Regions from separate parts of the Homo sapiens genome. Here region 2 is linked to region 1. The links are chromatin loops, found by intact Hi-C in ENCODE. Cell type or tissue: gastrocnemius medialis. All regions are shown on one strand. Each heading gives the region's core, and the rest is flanking DNA. Links, peaks and the distances in the headings are about the cores only.

Region 1 (12,176 bases), core at 2,335-10,334:
TAAAGGAGTTTTTGGGCTGAAGCTTCCTCACCTGTCCCCTGTCACTCTATCAAAGGGATAACTCACGTGAACACCTGCAGTTGATTATACTTGGTCAGACGTGAGCTGGACAGATGACTAGTACATTTCATTGGCTGATGAAAAACAAAACATTCCCTTCCTGGAGTCTAGATCCCCTCCCCTCCATTTCCCTTTGAAACCCTCTGACTTAATCAATTAAATATGACGTCAGAAATAAATCAAGAAACTACCCAAACTGGAGACCTAGGCAATAAAAATTTAAACATTGTACTTTTTAGCATCAGGCGCTTTTTGGCATGTGCTGATTGCCTTAGCGTGTGTGTTGGCCCTGTGAGTTAGGCCACCTAATCTCCTTCCTAATGTATTTTGGCAGGAAAATAAAATAAAATAACAAGAAGAAGAAAGAAAGAAATCCCACAGAAACAGATAACCTAACACAGCCCGTGCAACGTATTTTATACAATGCTCTGAAAATCATAGTCTCAATCTAGACAGTCTTTTCCTCTAGTTCCCTGTATTCAAATCCCAGTGTCTAACATTCAATAAATAGCTATATGAAATCAAACACTCTCTGCCGTATATATGAAGACCTTCAGTATTATTTATCCCAACTTTCATCAGCTCTATCAACATCATATTCTGAGAGAGGCATGTCTACTATTTAAATAACTAAACTTAGAGAATGAAGATAACTTTATAATAAGCTCTCAGTGACCTTTTTAATAGAAAATATAAAAATTCAGAATGGAAAAAGGAACTATATGCTGAGATTCTATGTAACCAACGGTGACACACTTGTATGAAGAGGGTACAAAGAGAAATTACTTGAAACTTGAAGAGCTCAATAGAAGCAAGGAAGCTCAGTTTTAACAACTAAGAGGGACATTTCCTGGGTTAAGAATCTTCTCAAGTGGCACCAGTGGGGATCCCTCCCTAACTCTCCAGTTACTCCAAATAACTGGCAGTTCGTGGGAGAATGCAGTAATGGAGCACTTCATGTGACGGTTTTGTTCTGCATGTAATCACCTTCCATGGATTTTATGACCATATTTGAGTTTTTATCAGCCTCATTCGCCTGCAAAAAACAGAGACCAGTTCAAGCTAGTCCAAGATGAAAGAACTCAGGTAGACTGTGGCTGGGGAAAGAACTGAGGCAGCTCTAGACACCACCCTCATGGGCTTTCGATTTCACTGCTAGCAGCTCTGCTTCTCTCTGGGAATTTATTCCCTTCTGCCTTCTCTTACTGGCCGCCTCTCTGCCCTTGTAACTCTGGTTTGTACAGAGCCCTCTCTCCTGACTCCATCTGATATTTCTAGTCTTCATTTCACCATCTGCCCCCAGTGCTTATAGCTGAGTCTCTCAGTTTCCATCTTTCAGTTCCCAATAGGGGAAAATACTTGGTCCAGCTCATCTTTTCACTCCAGACCATAGATCATCAGTCACAGCTCACAGCCAACCAACAGACTGGTGCTCTTGGGTCACATCTGGCCAAAGAGAAGCTTCCTAGTAAGCCCCGTGGCCATGGTGAGAATAGCTCCCCTCAGAAGGAGGAATGGACCTGGTGCAGGCCCTGTGGCCTCTCTGAAATAGTATTGTTTCAGAAACTAAACTTCGGTCTCATTAAATACTATCAAAATAAAAGCTACACCCAGGAATCCATACCATATTCTTCCAACATCTGCCACTTTTACAGGCTCTCAAAGATCCTATCGTTCCCAATATCAAGCATATTTGAAAGGCAATAGATAGCAGGAAGCCCCATGACTGAATGGAAAGTGGGTTATGGCTTAGCCCCAAGCAGCTCCATGTCTCAGACACACACAGACCTACATATGAAGTAAATGTACTGGAAAGAGAAGATGCTTCCTTTCCCATGTCCTGTCTCACTCTATCAAAGGCATAGCTCTGGAAACACCTGCCATTTTCTTCCTTAATCACACTGCCTTGGCCAGACCTGGGCTGGACAGATGACTAGTACATTTTATTTGCAATGAAAAACAAAACATTCCTTTCCTGGAGCCTAGAGCGCCTCCCCTTGTTCATTTCCCTTTGAAACCCTCTGGCTTAATCAACTAAATATTATGTCAGAAATAAATCAAGAAACTACCCAAACTGGAGACATAGGCAATAATAGTTAAAACATTGTACTTTTTAGCATCAAGCAAATCAAGGTCTTAGAATCTGACTTGAGGGACATTAGAGAAGTCAAATAGGGTAGAGGTAAAAGGTATGTAAGTAGCCCCAATGTTTTTTGATATTTAAAAATCTTATTTATTCAACAACTCTAGAATGAGTGCTCCTGTGCGCTGATAGCAAGTGTGAGATTCTCTGCCAGAGTTGCCTTAAGAGAGTGTGTAACTGGGCCAGGTACAGTGGCTCATGCCTGTAATTCCAGCACTTTGGGAGGCCGAGGCGGGCAGAGTACTTGAGACCAGCCTGGCCAACATGGCAAAACACTGTCTCTACTAAAAATACAAAAAATTACCCGGGCATGGTGGCACATTCCTGTAATCCTAGCTGATCAGGAGGCTAAGGCAGAAGAATTGCTTAAACCTGGGAGGTGGAAGTTGCAGTGAGCCAAGATCACACCACTGCATTCCAGACTGGGCGACAGAGCAAGACTCTATCTCAAAAAAAAAAAGAGAGAGAGAGAGAGTGTAACTGGACATTTATAAAGTTGGTGACCTAATCAGTCCTAATCAGGAAGAAAGGCAGAGATTCCTGGTGGATATTGCATGTGAATGTATGAAAATTAATAATAATAGTGGTTAATTACTGAAGATGACATTTATTGAGCATTTATAACTATCCAGGCAATTATGTGAAGCACTTTTTGTGGTACATTTCATTTTATCATTCAGCAGCCCTGAAACAAAAGTGTGCTATTATGAACCCCTACCTTATAGATGCAAAACTGAGGTATAATGAGATTAAAATACCAGTGGCCCCAATATTTCAGTTATTAAGTGATGGGACTGGGATTCAAACTTGTACCTGAAAAAGAAGCATAGAGCAGTCTTTCCTCACTGGTCCCTGAAGACAATGTAGCTCCTGCAACCAAGAGCAAGTCTTCCTGATGCTCATTGTTGGGAGCATCAGGTGCTCCTTTCTTGAGTGGCAGTGTCACCTGTCTCTGACCCGTGTCACTCACACAGGGCACACAGCCCCTTTTAAGACTGACGTAAAGATGGTTACTTATTTTCTGTGCTCTGTCCATGGCCCTAGTGTGTAGCTATTCTCATTAGCTCTCTTATCCCTATGTTTCCCGCCTGTCTTCTCTTTCATGCTCCCATGTCACCATGTCTCATCATGAAGCTTTAGAATATATCTGGGAGCTTGGTATGGTGACTCACTCCTGTAACCCCAGCACCTTGGGAGGCTGAAGCAGGATTGCTTGGGGCCAGGAGTTCGAGACCAGCCTGGGTAACATAGGGAGACCGCCCCCCGCCCCCGCCGCCGATATCTACAAAAATAAAAATTAGCTTGGCATGGTGGCTGTCACACATGTGGTCCCAGCTACTGGGGAGGCTGAGGCTGGAGGGTCACTTAAGCCCAGAAGCTGGAAACTGCAGTGAACCATGTTCATGCCACTGCACTCTAGCCTGGGCAACAGAGCAAGACCCCAACTCTTCCAAAAAAAGAAGAATGTGTCTTCTTGTTTTAATCATGGGTTAGTATATATGCACTGGGGGGCGGGTGAGAGTGGGAAAGGATGTGAATATGTGGACATCTATAGGTTGGTATTTTGTATCTGAAGGGAGAGGGGTGCCTATTGAAAGCATTGATGCCCATCCAGTGAACAATAGGCACCTGGCTTTGAAGGATGAGCTTATTTTCAGATTTATTATTATGCTCACTGATCCTAAAAATTTCTCTGTGGCAAGAAATGTTTAGATAGGAAAACTGAGCTATGGAAAATTATACAGGGCCAGATAAGTTGAACTCCTAATAGCAACAGGTCTGGCATCCTTCCAGCCATGTCTACACAGACACCCAGAGTAGCCTCCACCCTGGAGGGATGAAGGGCCAAGCTACTGTCAGGCATCTTCTTGCCAGTGACCATTAAATACACATACACAGACACCCCCCCACACACACATACACACACACACACATACACTCCAAACAGAAGTCCTAGAGAAGGCCCAAAATTCCGTATTCTATGTTTTAATACTTTAAAAAAAAAAAAAAAGAACATTGCTGCTAGGAAAATAAACACCTTATTCTTTACTGAAGAATACAGGACAATCCTTGTGTTGTCTTTAATCACTTTGTTTACGTAAACAGATATAATGGTGCCATGACATGTGAAATGCGGCTCAGAATGGTGAAATCTTAAATCCTCTGGAGTGTTGTATTTACAAACAGAAGTATTGCTGGATCTTTCTGACTTGCCAATTCACTCCTAGGAGTTTACCTCCAAGACTGACATTGAGGGGATCTCCCTGACTTCTCCCCAAAGACCAAATGAGACAGTCCTGCCAGTTCTACTTTAAGTTCTGCCCTTCGAAGCCTCCCAGACCTGGGAGTTTCTGTAGCCTTAGTCCTTTAATTCATGTCGTCATTCTCACGAAACTCACTCCTCTATAAATGTAAACAATATTGTCGACAGCTGAGTTCTCTTTATTTTCTCAAAATATAACACTGTGCTGGCAGGTGATGGGGACTCAATGATAGTTGCTTGAGTTAGTGAAATAATTGACAAATAAAAATCTCTTGTTGAGCTTATGCATTTAAGATGTGCTCCAGTTCAATGACATTTAAAATTAATTTAAAAGCTGATTTAAAGCTACTGCCTTGGGTTTGATTCTCTTTCAGTTATGTGCTCCTTTTCATTGATAGTTCCTATTGAAACCTGCAGTGAACTGGGAGTTGTAAGCCTTCTTGAGTCAAACCGGCCATGTGGCTCTTCTAGTAAATGGATACCAGAGAAGCAGGAAAGTTAAAGAACTTATCAATTGAGTCTGAGAGGGCCACCCTTTGCACAACTCCAGGGGACGCTATTCACATCAAGTCTGTGGAGTTGTCCCATGCACAGTATACATGCAGGAGTGAGGCAGTCCCAGAATCTGGAAAATTCATCCTTTCTACCCTCTGGTTTGCTTAATAACTAACAGTTAAACGTGTTGAGTGAGTGGAAGGTGGAGTTGTGGAAACTCATGAGGCGAGAGCATTGCATTCTCTGGGGAACCCGGGAGTTCTTGGCAGAATAGGTTACGCTTAAACAACATTAAGGGATGGGTAGAAGCAATGGGAGAAGGGCTTTCCAGGCATGTGGAGCCCTGCATGTTGAAGCGTGGAGCTGCACAAAAGCCTGGCATGATTGGGAAAGATGGGAAAAGTTCAGGGTCTGAGGACAGCACAGGGCTAATCCAATTACAGGCTAACCAAGTGAGTTCACAGACTTCATCCTCTACAGCTGTTTCTTCCTCGAACAGCACTGTGCCTGCAGGCACACCCAGGTCTGCCTGAGGACACGCAGGTCAGAAGGGGCCTCTACCATCTGAGGAATGTGCTGCCATTTGTGTTACCCAAGCTCCAGCCAGCTGGACGTCTGGAGCCACCACATCCTTTCAGATTTAAACACAACTTCCCTTGATGGGAAACCGGCCTCCCTCCCCAATCCCTGCGGTTTCTCCCAGGCACCACTGACTCCTACTCCTCGCTTCTTCCGCGTTATCTCATCTTCTCGGTTTGCTAGACACGATCTAGCAGCTCTGGCACAAATCCAACTGCGCAGCAAATTTTACTGAAGGTTTAAAAGTATAGTGCAGCCCACAACCCCTGACGGAATATTAAAGGGACTCTTATTTACCACCGGCCACCCCCACCACTCGGGGGGATTGGGGGTCGTAGCTGTTCACTGGTAGCTCTGCCCCACTCTGTTCTGCTCATCTTCTCATTCCCCACAAGCCCCTGATTTCTCATTCACAGCAATTGGGCTCATCCAGCCCCATCCTCCAATAACCATAGAGGACAGCAAGGTTTTTGTTTTGTTTTGTTTACTAAAGGAAAGCCAGCTCACACTGAGGATTTCTATACTGGTGTTTTCTCCCTCCCTGCTACCATCCTTGAAGGGCAGTGTAGGAGGAAGATCTCAAGAGCCTTTATGATTTAATGAGATGTAAAAATCCACCCTCCAGTGCTGCCGAGTTTCTTAGTGGCCTTGCTGAGGGGCTGGGATTCTACTCCGTCCATTTTTGGCCAAATGGAAAGACACATCAAAGATTCCCTTCTCTTCCTGGGGATTGCAAAACCCTTCTGTCTCCAGAATGTGTAAACAGACCCATGCTAACTGCAGGGGAAACTCTGACTCTCCCGTCCGTCAGCCCCTGGGCCTTTGTGCTGCCTGGTGCTGTTGTCTGAGCTTGGCAGGCCAGCTCCGGTCAGGGGATTAAGCGACGGGCTCGGTGGCGCGGCAGCGTGTGGAGATTGCCCAAGCCCTAGGCATTTCCTGTTGCGAGAAGGCCAGGCCCTGCCCTTGAGCACGAGGGCGGCGCCTCCTTCCCCAGGCCAGGGACAAGAGGGAGGAGCCAGGGACTAGAGGGAGGGGCCAGCGGCAAGAGGGAGGGGCCAGGGGCAAGAGGGAGGGGCCAGGGACTAGAGGGAGAACTGCCCCCGTGTGCAAGTGGAACCTGGAAAGCGGGGAAACCGGCTTCATGCATCTTACTATATCCTGAGCACTCAGCGGGGTTGCGAATTAGAGAAAGCCAGTTGTAAATCCTTCTTTAAGTTCTTTTCGTAAAATATAGGGGGAGAAAAACCCCTGGACAAGGCATCAGAAAACCACACCAGAACTTCACCTTTAGGGGTCACTTCATTTCTCTAGATCTGACTCCTCTTCTGTGCAGTGAAAAGACTTAATTAGATGAGCTCCTAAAAAATTAAGAGGCTCATGAACCTAGTTGAGTCCCCTGTGGAATAAAGCGGCTTTATTCTTGGAGTTTCTTAACGTTCGTGGTGCTGCTGTGTTCAGCTTTAGGGGATAGAATTTCTGTTATCTCCTTTGGAAAACTGCCCCAGACTGGGAATGCCCAGGCTTTCAGAGCCATATTTTGTATATCTGTGTTCACAGCCACTTACACAGAAACATACATCCACCTCCAATGTAAAGTTTAACCACATATAGGACATATAAGATTCCTGCTTTCACATCATAAGGTGAAAGAAACCTCGGAAATTCTAAGGTAAAGTAATATGAACTATAATATTTTATTGTGTTGGGGACTTTATTTTGTTATATTTTGCAGTTATAAATTATCAAAATTAAGTCCATGTGCGGTGGCTCACACCTGTAATCCCAGCACATTGGGAGGCTGAGGTGAGAGGATCACTTGAGCCCAGGAGTTTGTGACCGGCCTGGGCAATATGGCAAAACCCCATCTTTACAAAAAATAGAAAAATTAGCTGGGTGCATTGATATGTGTCTGTAGTCCCAGCTACTCAGGCAGGCTGAGGTGAGAGAATTGCTTGAGCTGTGGTAGTTGAGGCTGCACTCCAGCCTGGGTGACAGAGTGAGACCCTGTCTCCAAAAAAAAAAAAAAATTATCAAAATTAGCAGGTACAAGGAGAAGTCAAAAATGAGCGTGTATTTGTTGCCATCAAATGATTGGAAAAGCAAACCACAAAAGAACAAAATCCAGACTGGCCAATGCTGAGAAACAATCAAAGGAGAATGAGGTTGCATGAGTTCAAATCCAGCTCTGTCACATACAAGCTGGGTGACCTAAGTCATTTAACGTCTCTATTCTCGTTCTCTAAAATAGGAATAATAACACCATGTACCTTCCTGGGTGGTTGCAAGATTAAAGGATTAATAATACATTTAAAGTGCTCAAAAGAGTGACTGGCACATAACATGGGAAAGGCTGCATAAATTCAATGGTGTGTTATCATGAATGCAATATGTGTTTATCGAGCACCTACTTTGCACTTAGAATACAAGGGTCAGCAGAATCTGAGAGCGAGCAACCAAGTAAGAGAGAGAGAGACACCCAAGTGTCAGCTGTCAGAATGTTGTACGTCCTAGTCTGCTGTGACCTCTCTGTCCTTTAAGATGTATTAAATTTTTTGAAAATCATTTTAAAGAAGACTGCCCATCCCAAGCACAACATGTAACTCAGGGAGTCTTAATGTGCCAACATGTTTCTGCTTTGCTTTGTCACCTTTTGTCCTGACCTCTCCTGCCTTTGCTTTTTTGCACCTTGCCTCCTGCATGGGGTGCCCCATCCCACGCAGTGGTGCCCTGCATAGGACTTCACCCAAATGCCACCAAAACAAGGCTGTGAGAAGCAGGCTTCAGCATTGTGAGCAATTTCTCCCTCTTTTGTTCATTCCTCTGCTTTATCAACCCCTTTTCCAGCTTCCTTTCTCTACCCAGGAGAGAAATCATGCCACTTCCTTATAATCCATCCATGACTATAAATGGTGATATTTTTCTCCCCACAACAAGAATAATTACAGTGCCAAGATGAAGAGCAGTTGCTACATCTCCTCCCTTTTTCCATCCACAGTTACAAGTTCCTCATCTTCTTTCTTCATCTTAAAAAATATAAACACTAACTTCTTGTCACTGAGCTAAGTTGCAGACACTTAATTAACTGCTTTATTTGAGTCATCTTATTTAACTTATTTGTAAATTCAACAGATAATTCTTGGGCACCCACCACATACAACATAGTGCTATTCTAAAGACTGGGAATACAATTGTAAGCATGACAAACAAAAGCCTCTGTGGAACGTACGTTCTAGTGTGGAGAGACAGATATTAAGTAAATATCAAGCCATGATGAGATCCTTAACTAAAAATAAAACAGATTGATGGAATGAAGAGACCGCGGCTACTTTAGAAGAAATTTCCAGGGGAGGTTTCTCTGAGGAGTAATATGAAAATCCATCCATCAGAAGATGGGGTGGGGGAAGTGCTTTCCTAGACAAGGGGACAAGGGGACACTGTGCACAGGCCCCAAGACAGGAATTTGCCCAGAGTATTTGAGAGAGGGCAGGCAGGCTGGAGCTCAGGAGGAGGGGGGCACATGATAAGGAAGAAGGCCAGAAAGGTGAGCAAAGGCCAGAACACACAGGGCAGAGCTGGCGTTTGCACTTACTCTGCTGCTTTGTGGAGAACAGATCATAGGTGAGTCTTAGGGCAGCAGGAGGCCAGTTGGGAAGCTACCACAGTGTCCATGAGCAAGTGCATGGGGGCTTGGGCCCAGGATAGTGGTGGTGGGGATGGAGAAGTCAACAGATTTTAGATCTTTAAGTAGTAGCAACAGAACTAGCTGGCAAGTTGGGACAAGTTGGGGAGAGGCAGTAAAGAAGAGAGAGGCAGTGGGGAAGACTACAGGAGGAGCATGTTTAGGGTAGGGAAATCAGGACATCTCTGCTGTGGTGTTGTTGAGATGTTTTTTAGCCCCCAAATAATGTGAATGTCAAGTGAGCAGTTGGAGTTCAGAAGCATCAGGGCTGAAGATGTAAAGTCACAAGTCATTAGCATGTAGGTGGGGTTAGATGCGATTCCCACAAAGGAGTAGAGCTGTAGAAGAGAACAAGAGAACAGGACTGTACCACAAACTTACCAGGTAGCACTGCTTACATTCCCACTCTACAGATAAGGAAAACAAGCTTAGGTGGTTTCAGTGATTGGCCCAAGGTTCTAGGAAACAGTAGCACTGGGATTGCACCCAGGCAGTCTGACTCTATAAGCTCTACTCCTAATCACTTGGCTGTAGTAGGCAGGTCCACACAGCAGTGCTGTTTTGCTTCCTTCATGTGCCACAATTTCTCTGCAGGAAGAAGATGATGATGGTCTGCCTAAGAAAAAGTGGCCAACGGTAGACGCCTCTTATTATGGTGGGAGAGGCGTTGGAGGCATTAAAAGAATGGAGGTAAGAGGACAGCTTCATATACACTTATCTATGTGCTGACTACTCCCATCGAGGTACCAGCCGGGCCTGACCCTGCTTAGCCTCTAGATATCAGGCATGCCCAGGGCAGTATGGCCGTAGACCACACTGATGACTCAATGTCAGAAACCCAAAGCAAATTGCTGAAAACCTCCTTGAGGTCTGGTGGGGATATGGATTGTAAGGCAGACGGATGGAGAGATAGGAGGGACAGCCTTTCACTGTGCGTTTCCATGTCTTGCCCACCGTGAGTCAGAGCAGGTCACACATCAGCTCAAACGTCCTCGTGATTTCTTTTCTCACTGGAATAAAATCCAAAGTTCGTACCTGAACCTGCAAGGTCTTTGCATGTGCTGTCCCCGCTGCCTGGACAATTCCTCCCTAAATATCCACCCATGTGGCTCAGCTCTCTGCTCCTTTGGTCCTCCCCTTTTCTCTTTTTCCACAGTTTCCCTCTTCCCTGGCCCTCAAAACCCAAAGGAATCCAGGGTTGGGTAGCATTCACATTGCAACTCATGCATGTATTTGTCATTCTCATTCTCGAGGGGCAGCATATTTTGTCATTTCATTTCATTGTATTTTGTTTATTTTAGGTTCGTTGGGGAGAAAAGGGCTCCACAGAAGAAGGTGCTAAGTTGGAAAAGGCAAAGAATGCAAGAGTCAAGATGCCGGAGCAGGAATATGAATTCCCTGAGCCGCGAAATCTCAACAACAATATGCGTCGGCCTTCTTCCCCCCGGAAGTGGTACTCTCCAATCAAGGTGTGTCTCTTTACTCAAAAAATCTATCATCAGTCCTGATAAAACACTTACATAGTGAAGAATCAAAATCTTTCCACATGATAAAATCCCAACCTAAAACCCAGCTTATCACAGGGGAACAATTATCTAAAATTATGGACTTGAAAGTACTAGTAATTACTTTGTCAATTTCCACATAATCTGGGTTGAAAACTAGGCTTTTTAAAAATCACCGTGGTGCTCACTTCTGCAGCACATATAGTAAAACTGGAACAATATAGAGAAGATTAGCATGACCCCTGGGCAAGGATGACATGCAAATTCGTGAAGTGTTCCATATTAAAAAAAAAAAAAAAATCACCATGGCAAGGTACTGGAAAAAGCATGGACTGTGAGTCAAGTAACTTGGGTAGTAACCCCAGAGAGTGACTATAAATTTCCATAGCATCTCATAACTTCACTTAGCAGACAATCTACTATCTAAGAAAAATGGCAGCCTTCTCCTTAATGCTAATCTCTACTCCTTTTGCCATAATATAAGCCCATTCCCTTTTATTTGCGCCTCCTGCCAGTGTATCAGGGCCCACCAGCAAATCTCACTGGTCATGGATCTAGGACTCACTCTTTCTGGTTGTAAGCAAATCTTTTTTCTCCACCATCTGTCTTTCCCCCACACCTCCAGATCTTAAAATCCTCTTTGGTTTATTGGGAAGTGTAAACCGTTGGAGGCAGTTAATGTTTCCTAAAGGCCTCTTTTTTATTTTCTATTTATTTATTTTTTGAGACAGGTTCTCACTCTGTCACCCAGGCTGGAGTGCAGTTGTGTGATCTCTGCTCACTGCAACCTCGACCTCCCAGGCTCAAGCCATCCTCCCACCTCAACCCCCAAGTAGCTGGGACTACGGGCACGCACCACCACACCCAGCTAATTTTTGTTTTTTTTTTTTTTTTTTTTTTTTTGAGGGACGGATTTCACTATGTTGCCCAGGCCTGTCTTGCACTCCTGATAAAGCAGTCTGCCCACCTCGGCCTCCCAAAGTGCTAAGATTACAGGCATGGGCCACCATGCCCAGCCTGAAGGCCTCTTTTCTATTCTTCTTGGTCCAAATGGCTTTGAATTCACATGATTCAGTTAACACCTTCAATCTTTAGCCATGCCCATAAACATCTGCACTATGCCACTTGTCAGAGAGCACTGGAAAATTATAGCTGAAAAGACTCTAGACATAATCTGTCCCCACTCTCTGATTTCATACTGAGATAGGCAAAGTCCTTGTTCTGCTGAGGTCTGGAAAACAAGGCCCCCAACTCAGGGCTACAGACTCCAGTTTCAAGCTGCAAACAGAACCGAACCAACTCCAAAGCCTCAAGTCAAAGACTCAATAGAGCCAGCTCCCATCACCATCCATACACATACACACACTCACACACACACACACACACAGCCTTACCCCCCTTCCAATAGCAACAAAGATTATTTTCATCATTCGCTGAGTTAATTTGCTAATT
Region 2 (12,176 bases), core at 1,293-9,292, 96 kb before region 1:
GGCATCATCCACTCAGTAAGTAGAGCTCTTCCTCTGAGACTAGACATTCAGGCACCTTCCGTCTCTGATCTGCTATTAATACCCCAATTCCATCTCTCAAAGCCTGGTGTTTTTCTGCTTAAGAGAACATCATTTCTTCCTATATCTTTGTGTCTGCCACGTCCCATCTCTCCCTTCTGCCTTTTACACATCTTTTCTCAATTGTACCCTGCAGTGGAAAATTAACAATTGAAAGGGGCGCTACTCTGGCAGTGAGCCAGGCTTCAGGAGGCCCTCTCCGTTCTCCTAACTGGGCAGACTGTGGCTGGTGGTTTACGCTTGACCACCTCAGCTTTCCCATTGTGACTGAACACAAGCTGCCTTCAGAGCACTTGTAGGCTTGGACTTATATCACTTGGCCATTGGATGCACTTTAGACCAGGCTGTCCATTGAAGTCATCTGCAGAGATTTAAAAAGCACTGCTGCCTAGGCATCTGGTCTGGGGTGCAGCCTGGACCTCAAGAGTTTCTTTAACTCTCCCCAGGTGATTTTAATGTTGAGACCCACTGCTTTCGACCTATAATCCCCAAATACATGGGCTCCAGTGTTGTCCAGGGTTTGCACGGTCACCAGTCCTCCTTCACACATAGGTGATTTTCTTCACACCTTTTCCTGAATAGTAAACAGGACACTGGCTTCCAGGGCCTCTATTCTCCACCTCCCATACACAGGCAAGGCCCTTGGTCCAAATAGAATATTGGATGCTACTGTCTTAAAGCCTCAGCCAGCAGGTCAGTATGTGTGCTGCACCTGCAATGATGTTCAGATGCTCTGCAGCCTCCACCATTAGGTTTTGTGATCAGGCAGGCATCTGTGATCTTCACTGGCAGCTTACCAGGCTACAGACTTGGGGTCCAGGATGCAAATTCAGAGCTCAGGGGATCACTTTCCTCTTAAGACATCAAGGGGGTCTTGATCCAGGGGTTACCGGCCAAGGGCTCAGCATCTGCCAGCCCTCCCAGACCAACCCAGGAAAATTCCAGCATGGCTGTGCCTCCATGCTGCTCTCCCTTCAGGGTTTGCTAGGAGCTCCAGCAGAGTGGAATGCAGAGTGGGAAGTAAGAAGCTCAGAGCCCGGCAACCCAGAGTTTCATTGGCCCACGTACTTAACACTTAGAGATCCTTGGACATTTCTTGTTTGGAAACAGGGACTGATGATGACTTACATCATAGGCTTGTTTGAGGATTACAAGGATTACTGGTGAAAATGCCTAATACTTTTCCAGACATACAATAGGCACTCAAGGCATATGAATTATTGCCTCTTCCACTTCTCTTCCCTATCATATGACGGATATTAATGTCAGCTTCCTTTGATCCCCTAAACATTCTTGAATATGCATAAAAATCACTTGAGAATTATGTTTGTAATACCTATTCCCAAGAGATTCTATTGCATTGAGTTTCAGATGGATCCAAGGGATCCATATATTTCAAATCTGCTTTTTTTTTTAAGTGCCCCAGGTATGCTTTTAGAACATTGACATATCTGACCTTAAGAATACAGAATTGCAAAAATTCATCCCACCTCAGGTTGGGAATTTCTGTCTTAATTATGTTCCAATGACAGTTGTTTTATTCAAGAAGTGCTTGTTTGCAAAGAATATATGCCTCCTCAAGCTACCTTAACCAGAAAGTGGAAATTATTGATAGCATAGAGAATTATCAGACCCAGTTGTCAGTCCACAGGTGAAGGACTCCTACTCTAAATTATTTCTGGGGTCACTGTGGCATACTTGACAGTGTAAGCAACAAGAACTACAATAACCATGTAAAACAACAACCCAAGGGATGCAAAACATGATTAATAGCAGGACTGGGGGCCGATCATGGATCCTTAAGAAGCTCAGAGGTGGATTATTCTGGGCAGGAGTCCTCATGAGAAGGCAGCGCAGACCCGAATCATTGAAAAACCAGGGAAAGGTGATGGGTACCACCAAAGGAGAGATATTATGACCTCAACCTAGAGGCTGGAAGACAGAAAAGCATACTCAGGGGTCAATAATAATAATAATACCTATCTATCTAGTGGGACAGTTTGGGTAAAGGAGTCAGGAGTAATGGAAAATAAGCCTAGACATTGGGTTGAAACCAGATTAACATGAGCCTCGAAGGGGTTTTGCCTCTAACCTATAGGCAGTGGGTGTAGTTACTGAAACAAGTTAAGAAAATAATCTGATGGCAGTGCTTGCATACGTGGGAGGGAGACTGGGGATACCCAGAGACTGTAGGCCAATTAGGAGGCAATAGTCCTGCCTTAAGATGGCTAGATTCTGAAAAGGGACAACTCTTATCTGTTCAGACGTTCTTATGAGCCGTGTGCCTAACTCCAAGTGTTGTTTCCCACATAGATGATTGGACTCTTTTTGTATGCATAAATCAGTGTTGTCCTTGAATACATCAGCCTTAGCAACTCACCCAAGCTCAACATGAGCCCAAATGTTTGTAAAACTTCCTCCATCCCCAAATGGAAATAACTGCAAAGATCTTTAAGAAATTTTAGCGAAACTATCGTTCAAAATAGAAAGAAAACTAATTTGAGACTTTAGTCTCCAAACTTTTAGCTGAATGATAACATTCCTGTGAGCTTTTATCTGTGAGTTATGCTAGTGGTTTTGATCCTTCCAGTACTCGAAACCCATGTTTATGGCAGTTGTTCATTCGTTTGCTTGGACAGAGAAACAGGGACAAGTAGAGCGAGCTCATCTTTCTTAAATCAGACAGAAATAATTACGGCCTAAAAGTTGGCTAACTATTTTTAAGAAGTAGATTCATTTCCCCTTTTGGATACTGAAAAGAAAACTCTCAATTTCCCCCCCATCTGAAGCCTCTATCCCAGCTTGTTCCCATGAATGTTGTTTTGTGGCTGGTTATTTTCTCATAATAAAATAGGACTGGGCTTAATTATCCAAAATAAGATTGCAGAGCAGCTTCTGATAAGCTCAAATTCTTCACAAAGTTTTCTGCCCATAATGCTCATATTTTTAAACCTTAAATTAATATGCAGGGGCTAGTATTTATTCATACATCAAATACTTATTGAAAATCTTTTATGGCAGGCTCTGACCATTCAGTAACAACTAAAGCAGGTAGAGGCTCTGTCCTGGTAGAGCTTACAATCCAGTGGGAGAGACACATTAAAAACAAGTAAATAAATAATCATGTGGAATTAAAATTGTGATAACAGGAATAAAAGAAATAACATGGCCATGAGATTAAGAGTAAAAGGGTTGACAAAGAACCCAGGTTCCTTTGAAGAGATGAACTGAAGGACGTAATGGAGCCATCCATTGGAAGGGCATGGATAGAATGTTCTTGGCAGAGCACGGCCCAGTACAGTGCATAGGAGAATGAAAGACCAATGCTTAAAGTGAAGAAAGGCAGAAGATGACATGAAGAAGCAGGCAGAAGCTAAATCCAAGGACAATAGGAAACTATAGCTAGGTACAGAGTCTGACAATAGAGCAATCAGGCTTGAAATCAAGACTCAGGAAATCTAGACATCATGGCACTCAGAATCAATAGCATTTCGGCCTTTGAAGAAGAAAACTCACTATGACTTGAACACGTTCTCTCTATTAGCGCCTCTGCCAGGCACTTAACCACCACTCTCTGAAGAAGGATTTATTATCCCCATTTTATAGATGAGGAAACTGAGGTGCAAGAAGGTTGGAGAAACTGCCCTCAGGTCTGCCCTCTTATAATGGTGGAGTGGGGAATTTGAACTCAGCTCTGGTTCCAAAGATTCTGCTCTTTTCATGACATTTGGCCATAAATGTCTGAGGAAATGGAAAATCACCACTGGATTACCAGAAGCCAGTTGCCCAGGGCTTGGATTCATCAAATCCCCAGATGCTCTGCTTCCTCAATCTGATGCTCATGTTTTGATCTTTCCACTGTTCTTCAATCCTCTCTCCTTCAAGAGGAAGTACTTATGTGTCAGATTTTTTCAAAATGTTCCCACTTGTTTTCCATTTTAGTTTCTTAACTGAGAGGGATAGGAAAAGGGCAGAAGGAAATTAACAGCTGTAGAGAACTTACTTTGGAACCAGACATTATCCCTTTTTCCCATATAATATTATTTCATTTAAAAATCATAACAATGCTGCAAAATAAATATTCCTATTCCAATGTTACAGATGAAGAAACTGAAGCTCAGATAACCTGCCCAAGACCACACAGCCCTAAGGGGGAAAGCAGGGTTAGAACCCACTTTTTCCTTGACTCTAGAGCCCATGATTTTTCCTACCTCTATTTTCTTAGGAAGCTAAAAATAATCAAAACCACCATTCAGTGAGTTCGTACTATGTGCCAGGTACTGTGCAAATCATTTCACATAATCATCTCCTTGAATCCTCACAGGTGCCATTTGATGTAGAAATCATTACCCCTTTTATAGAAGTAGATACTAAAAGTTCAGAGAGATTCACCAACTTGTCCAAGGCCACACAGCACAGTGAGTAGTGATCCCGAATAGACTCAAGTCTTTCTAATGCCCACGATGTGAATGCCCACTGTGTTCTACTAAACAATGCAGGCAGGCCAGGAAGTAGCTCCATTTCAGAGAGGAAGACACTGAGGACTGAAAACGTGAACTGGCTTGACAGAGGCAAGACCAGAATCCATGTGGCCTGATCTGAATACACCGTGGATGGGCAGGGGAGCACTTTGCCTCTTACTACCAGGTAGAGACCACCTCCAGAAATCATTACTGCCCAACGGATGAAGTACCATCGTCCTGAGAAGCTGGAGAATTGACACAGGCTGCAAGGAACATCTCCCCTTCCACACTTGCACAGGACTCTACCTCTGAGCACCACGACAGTTTTCCCACTCGCTTCTGCAGAATATGGTGATAAAATTACAAGAAGAAGTCTGGATGGCTGGAAGATTGTAGCCCTTGAAGCCAGTAACACTGTAAAGGAAGAAACTATTCCTGTGCCTTCTCATATTGTGGCTTCTTCAGGGAATTTCCACCGACCACAACTGGTGAATTTAGCACCAGCCCTCGAGCAAAAGTATGAAGCAAAGGTCCAGCAAGGCTCCTGGGTCTTTGCTTGCCTTTTCAAAAGTGTTTCAGGCAGTGAAACAGGAACCCGCATAAAAGCTGGGTTCAGATAACACCGAGATGGGTCAGCAGCTTTGAATCCCAACACTCGGCCTGGTTACCGTGATGCCAGCTCCTCCTCCCAGCTATCCCCACTTGGTGTGCAACTGAGGGTGGTGCCTGAAACCAAGGACACTGTCTGAAAAGGAGAGCCCACAGCTGCTGGCACCAAGCCATCTCCATCTAGGAGAATTTCCCTCGAATAAATATTTAAGCCGACATCAGGCTTCCTGTTAAGGAGAGTGAGTCAGCACATAGAGCTTTCTGCATGTTTGATCAACAATAAACAACAAGCATTGAGCAAACACAACTATGTTTGCAAGGATTTCTCGCAAGCTGTGGCATGACCATCCTTGTTATCAGGGAAACTGTGAGATCAACGGAACCGAGGAATCAATCTATTCCATGGTATATATAAATTTATTTTATTTATGAAAACCAGATCCTGTGCTGATTTGTCCCTTCCACTCATGGGAAGCAATGTAATCCCCTAATCTGGCCCAGGCCCTAACAAAGCTGTGATAAAAGGTGAAATCTGTCTTCCAGGCTTGCCTCCCAGCTACTCTTCCAAGACCCCAACAGGAACTGCAAAGGGTTTTCCTGTGATCAGAATTCATGTCACATTCCCAAAGTCCTGGAAAGTGTCTGCCTTATTGAACTAATCCCTTTTCCAGGGCTAGCAGATGGGGAGGCACATTTCAGCAGCAGCAGCTCTTCTCATAAATCAGGCTTGTTGGTCACTGGAGGCAACCTCCTTCCCTTCCTTCGCCCCATCTGAATCCTGTCCAAAGGCACCCTTCAGTCTTCCCATCTCTACAAAGCCTGCCCTGCTCTCTCCTCTTCCATGAGCTCTCCCTGCCTTGGACTCCAGTGGCACCAATTTTTTGAAGCTCTTGCTTGGCATGTGGATCTGTTCCATGCCTCTGCCATTCCTCCTGGTCACATGCTAAGTTGTGCAATCCCAAAGACTGCCCTATGTGTCATATTTCCCATGATATGCAGCCCTGTGCTTTGCATATTTATTAATTATAAAGCAACCCAGAGTACCATAGAGCTTTTGTGACCCAGGGAAGACCTACACTGCACAACAAGAGGGCAGTCTGTGGCTCCGTTTCTTGTAAAATCCCCTCAGCCTCTCCCCTCCCCTCTCTTCCAAGATTGCATCTGTAAAACATGGCATTCTGGGCACCATTCACATTAGCAGGCTTGGATACGAAACATAAATAGAATCAATTGTAATTTCTGTAGTGGGCAGAGAATCTTTTTTCAAAAAAATCTTTTGCCTCAGCAGTCATTAATTAGACTCAGATTTTGCAGACACTCAGACCAGGCATTTCTCCTACACTATTATTTCTATTCAGCTTATTAAAAAGTCCAAATTGAACAAGAATTCCCAGAGCTTGAACAGGCTACAAAGATTGCAGAGGGGCATGTTCAGTTAATCCTCAGATCATTCCTATTCTTCCTGCAGCCCCTCCTCCTATATTGAGGAATCTGCTGAGACCCACTATAAAAGCAACAGCAGAATTTTAGAACGAAATCAGCTCCCAAGAAAGGCCACTCACTTTTCCAGTCTGCTCATCTTACTAAATAAACCACATTTTGAAGTTCCCAGCTCTCTGAGCTTTTCTCCTGCAGACATGAGAAGAAAGTGGTTTAGTGGGGAAACAAATGAATTTCCTACTTTTAGAACCTTGTTTATCCTACACTCCTTTGGATCGGATTCTCATTGAGTGTGAAACTAACAGAGTAGCATCTATTTAAGTGAGTGGGGTGCCCTCCCTCAGACAAAAACTTTGGCATGTTTTAAGAATAAGCTTTATTGTTTAAGATACACAAACTGCTTCAAAATGTGTTTTGTTGCATGTAAGCGTGGTATAATGTATTTGGTATAGTGTATTAGTGTACATAAAATCATATATGAATCCCAGAAATACGTGTGTATAATATTCCATATTTGTATTTGTAAAGTTTTTTTTTTTTTTTTTTTTTTAGAGATGGGGTCTTGCTATGTTGCCCAGGCTGGTCTCAAACTCCTGGCCCCAAGCAATTCTCTCACCTTCACCTCCCAAAATGCTGGACTTACAGGCATGAGCCACTGCACGTGGCCATATTCCATTTTTATTTAAAGTCAGATTCTATAGAACTGACATGGATCTGGGGTAATGTCCATGGTTAACAATATGTGTGCCTATTAAAGTGTGGAGAATTTAGTTAGAAAAGGCAACTTTTTTTTTTTTTTTTTTTTTTGAGGCAGAGTCTCGCTCTGTTGCCCAGGCTGGAGTGCAGTGGCGCTATCTCGGCTCACTGCAAGCTCTGCCTCCCAGGTTCACACCATTCTCCTGCCCCAGCCTCCCGAGTAGCTGGGACTACAGGCGCCTGCCACCACACCTGGCTAATTTTTTGTATTTTTAGTAGAGACGGGGCAACTTTTTAAACATTTTATTAATTAGAGATTAAATCATTTCAAAATTCATGGGGACAACATTGACAGTCCTGAAGATGTGTTTGAGCCAGTTGTGTGTCCCAAGCTGCCTGGCTATCCCCAGGCTTATCCAATGTGCTTTCTGCCATCAGCTGTAATAATGTTTGTGGCGCTTCTGTGGGAGGCTGGGCCCCACCTGCCAACTACAGTTCTCTATGTTTTTCCCAAGAAAAGGGGTTGAGGCCTTTACAAAGCGGCCGACCTAATACAGGGGATTATGATATGCCTACAACATTTTTTTTTAAGGTAAGCAATTTTTTAAAAATGAGGTGTTGAAATTGGCCTCTTGGGAAGGCAGCAAGTCCCCAAAGATGGTGGTACTTAATCAGACGAGGGGAGTATTACAAGATGCAGCATATGGACTTGTATTCAGAAGACCCTGAGGTTACACTTATAGGGGGAAAGGGAGATTAATACATAATATGCTACAATGCCAGTTTATTAAGACGTGCAGGAAGTGTGTCATTTATTCATTTATTTATCCAATATTTATTTAATGCCTACTATGTGCCAGGCTAGTCATTGTGAATATAATAAGTAAAAACAAACCCAGTCCTTCTCCTTGTAGAGTTTATAATCTAAGAAGACAGTGACCAAACAATAAAAAAAAAACACTGTAAATTATAAACTAGGATAAGTTATCTAAAGGATGGCAGTTTACATTAAAATGTGCATGGATATAGAGATATTTCATTGGTCAAATCACCAGCACTTAGGTGGCAGAACTCATATTGGATTTGGAGAGTGACAGAGAGAGCAAGGCTAACTTAAACGTTCAGGTTTTTGTCTTAGACAACTGAACAGATGTAAATGGTCGGTAGATACTTAACCATCCTTGACACCAGCATACTTCAAACCCCATACATCTTTAAACCAGAATTTGCCCTTTACAACAAATAAGACACCAAGGAACATGCTCTGAAAGACTTTCTGAAATATGTGTGAAAGCAAAAGACACCTATACCATCAAGGGATAAAAGAGATTGGTCCATTATAAACACACAAAAAAGTTCTCCAACAGGAAATGGCCAAGTAAATAAAGATTGGTTGTTTATTAAAGCAAGAAGCAGAGCAAGTAGAAAAAAGAAATGCCGTGCCTATGATAAGGGAGGGATTCCTTATAACTCTGTGCAGATATTCACAGTTCTGTAAAGATTCTTGAGAAATCTCTGCATAAACTGAGAACTTCATGACAAAGGACATTAGATTTTTAGAATTTGAAAAAATAAACTCTTCTATACAACCCGGACTGGTCCACAGTGGATTTCACTTTAAATATATCAAACAGCTCCTGTAACTTGGCAAAGTTCTTGTACATCCGCTGCCTCTCTTACTCGTCCTCCCACCAATAATCCAATGAGATGTACAAAAGTCAACTTACCAGAAACAACACATGACAATTATTTAGCTCTTTATGGATTTCAAACATACTTTTCCATCTATTTTCTCTTTGAAATCTGTCCAAAAGTTGGCAGGAAAATAGCATTAACCTTGGTTCAGCTTTTGTCAGCAAATATGATTAAGCAGAAGGCCAGGGGTGGGCGATGGGGCGTAAGCACATGTGAACCACGGTCCACGCCCAAAAGTAGCAGCAGTAGCAATAGTAATGACAAAGGAAGAGCTAACAGCCACTGTTGTTTGAATACATGCCAGACATTCTCTTAAGTGCTTTACTGCCAAGGTCATTTTGACCACTCTTCTTGGTGCCTTATTTTCATAAGGTGCTCATGCTGGCTGGTGACCCAAGGGTTATTAACTTTCTGTGGATCGATCACATCTGTCTAGTTCTGTCTATAAGACAAAAACCTTGTCAGTTTTCCTTGATCTCATGCTCTCCCTCACCGTCCAATCCAATATGAATTTTATTACCTAAATCTGATTGATTTTCCAAACAAAATATCTCTGCGTTCATGACTGTTATTTTATTTAACCATCATACAGCCCCTTGAAGTTGGTGTTTTTCTTATCCCATTTTACAGCAGAGGAAACTGAGATTTGGAGGTTTAATAACTTGTCCGAGTCCACATGGCCAGTAAGTGATGGGACTTGGATTTGAATATAAACCCATTCAGAGTCCAAGTCTATCTTCTCAGTCTCCAGAGCTTAAGTTCTTGATAGTAATAGCTACCATTAGTTGATTACTTATCAGGTTTTAGGCACTGTGCTATGGGCTCTGCCTGTGTGATCTCATTTAATCTTCCCACACAACAACTTTATGCTCGTACTTCAGGTAGATACTATTGTTATCCCACTTTTATAGAGAGGAAACAGGGACTCAGAGAGGTTATGGAACCTGCCCAAGGTCACACTGCTCATGAGTGAGTTGACCTCAGCTATTTGATTCCAGATTCCAAGCAATTACTCAGGATACTGAACTGCTTTCCAAAATTGGGGTTCAGAAAAGTTAAGGGATTTGTAAAGGAGCATAGGTCAGGTAAATACGGACCAGGGCCAAGACCCAACTCTTCACATGGGATTATACTTGAGGCATGCAGTTATCTTATCCCTCTCTCCTCTGCAGATCAATCATACCCTCACCTTAAAGCCTCTTACCTCTAACATCAGCCTTACCCTGTGTAAGTCTCTTCCACTGCATCTAGTGATTTCCCATCAGCGATTCCCCAGTGCTGTGTCTACACCTCTGCCATGGCTACCACTGCCCGGGCCTCCCTACCCCCACACAGTCTCCAGTCCCTGAGCTGATCTGCTGTCTGCTACAGTTCAGACAGGCTGATTACCATACAGTCTTGGCTGCTAAGAACCACGAGAACCCTTCAAATCCACCAACTGCCATTGTGACTTCCTACCTTTTGAAACCAGACATTTCAAATGAGTAGGAGCCCCAGTCCCAGACAAATCCTGCCCATCCCCCTCACTGATAAATTTTACTCTATTGGCTGTATTGCATCCTTCCAGATGTTTTAAGTTAAGATTGGGAAAGCTGTGTTTTTACTGGATTGAATCACAGTGCTTGGCTGGCATTTTTTGGCCCTCCATACACCCCTTAGATTTATCAGCTAATTGCAGACACTTTGAGAGAATAATACAGCATGTGTTTATTATGACAACCCCTGTTAGTGTGCCTTTGTGGTTAAAGATCCACGGATGGTTCCTTTACCAATCCCTGGTTAAGGATCAGAGTTGGTTCAAAAAGGTTGGTTGAAACTCGGGTTGGGTAAAAATTTCATGTGTGTGTTTGGGGAATGGGAACAGGACTAGTCCAAAAGCTCTTTTTAAATTCTTGGACTGTTTTGAAGTCTTTAGTTTTGGATGATAAAATGATTTATTAGGAGATGTCAAATGCCTGAGGAATTTTATTTAAAACATCAAAAAACAGCTTTGTGTTGTTCTAATATCACTGTTTAATAAGTTTCTCCCTCTGGGCTACCTCTATTTCTCAAATGTGGGCTGTCTGGAGACTTGTGCCTGAGGACAAGTCAAAGGGGGTGGCTTCCTCCCTTGGTCATGGCAACCACTGGCTGAAGTACCCCATCAAACAGGAAGAGCCCAAGAGCAGCAAGTTCAGGGATTGGCAAATGGACAATCTTCACAATTCAGGCAGGGCTGTCTGGGATGAATCACTGTGCACCAGGATGCTAGCAAGTCCCAGTCCTAATACGGTGCTATATGCGCAAGAGACCGAAAAGACTAGATCAACCATAAGGCACTGGGGAAGCCAGCAGGGAAACACAGGTGCCCAGGATATATCCTTGGGGTCCTTGTTCCCAAGTTAGACTGACAATGAGTGGAAAACAGGAGCTCAGTGTTTTCCCCAGGTGCCCAGAGCAGGTGTGTGAGGACCGCTGACTCTAACAGAGATGGGCAAGGGACATGGGAGTCCGGAGCATTCCCTTCATGCTACAGTCAGGATAGACTTAGGGACCAGGGAGGAACTGAGGCTGCACCTGTGTCTGGGGTGGGTGGAGGTGGCTAGGTAAGCCAGAGGCTGAGGAAATGAGGCAGAAGCTGAAGGAACTAATTACTTCCAACTGCGGAGTCAGAAGGATGCTGCAAACAAATAGGGGAATCAAAGTATAAAAATGCCATGAAGTTCTACAGAGTGAAGGAAAAGTAGTCAGAAAATCTGAATTTTAGAATTGTCAAGAAGAAATGTTGCTTTTGGTGACATTCAGGTACATAGAGTTACCTAAAATACATGGTTGGGAGATAACCTATTTCAATGAATGCATCTTAATATTTTCTTAAGCATGTTTGTTCATTTTCTTTCGCAATGCTTCTCTATAAGGATGCCCAGATTTCTCTCTGGAATGGGTAAATATTACCTCTTCTGAGAAACTGATTTGTTTTCATTCCACAGATTGAGAAAGCTCATAAATATTGGCTGTCCTTTTCGTTTGCTACTAGAAAGCTTGGAACTAAGTCCACTCTAGCAAGGAAATAAGCTCCTCAGCATATTTTTTCTATGCTATTCTCACTTCTTGCGTCATCTTCCCTTTATTTTCCCTTTAGTCAGCCCCACATTTTCATTTATTCTCTTTCATTTGTGTCTTGTGATATATCACTTAAGCTGTAACAAAGAAGCA

The links. Hi-C counts contacts between places; a loop is a spot of excess contacts. Peaks named below come from ENCODE experiments on the same cell type or tissue, not always from the same donor. Only the 100,000 strongest peaks of a DNase experiment are listed, where the experiment ranks them.
Region 2: it touches region 1 in a loop (2.4-fold over the local background); 5 of 110 quality-filtered maps call a loop at or near these places.

The regions. Positions count from the first base shown.
Region 1 is chr2:69,171,973-69,184,148 of GRCh38, forward strand. ANTXR1 (ANTXR cell adhesion molecule 1) reads left to right here. Exons shown (of 18, transcript NM_032208.3): 15 at 9,814-9,909; 16 at 10,521-10,688. It also overlaps the pseudogene RNA5SP96 and the pseudogene RNU6-1216P. Among named protein-coding and RNA genes, the nearest start is that of MIR3126, 74 kb to the left of the region's middle. RefSeq lists a silencer at 5,385-5,679 and an enhancer at 6,405-6,699. In gastrocnemius medialis, for the core only: no CTCF peak of the experiment used is centred there; DNase peaks (open chromatin) are centred at 2,477, 5,549 and 6,449; H3K4me3 peaks cover 823 bases; H3K27ac peaks cover 2,324 bases.
Region 2 is chr2:69,077,474-69,089,649 of GRCh38, forward strand. ANTXR1 (ANTXR cell adhesion molecule 1) reads left to right here. Exons shown (of 18, transcript NM_032208.3): 8 at 1-15. Among named protein-coding and RNA genes, the nearest start is that of MIR3126, 20 kb to the right of the region's middle. In gastrocnemius medialis, for the core only: no CTCF peak of the experiment used is centred there; DNase peaks (open chromatin) are centred at 5,248 and 6,078; H3K27ac peaks cover 430 bases.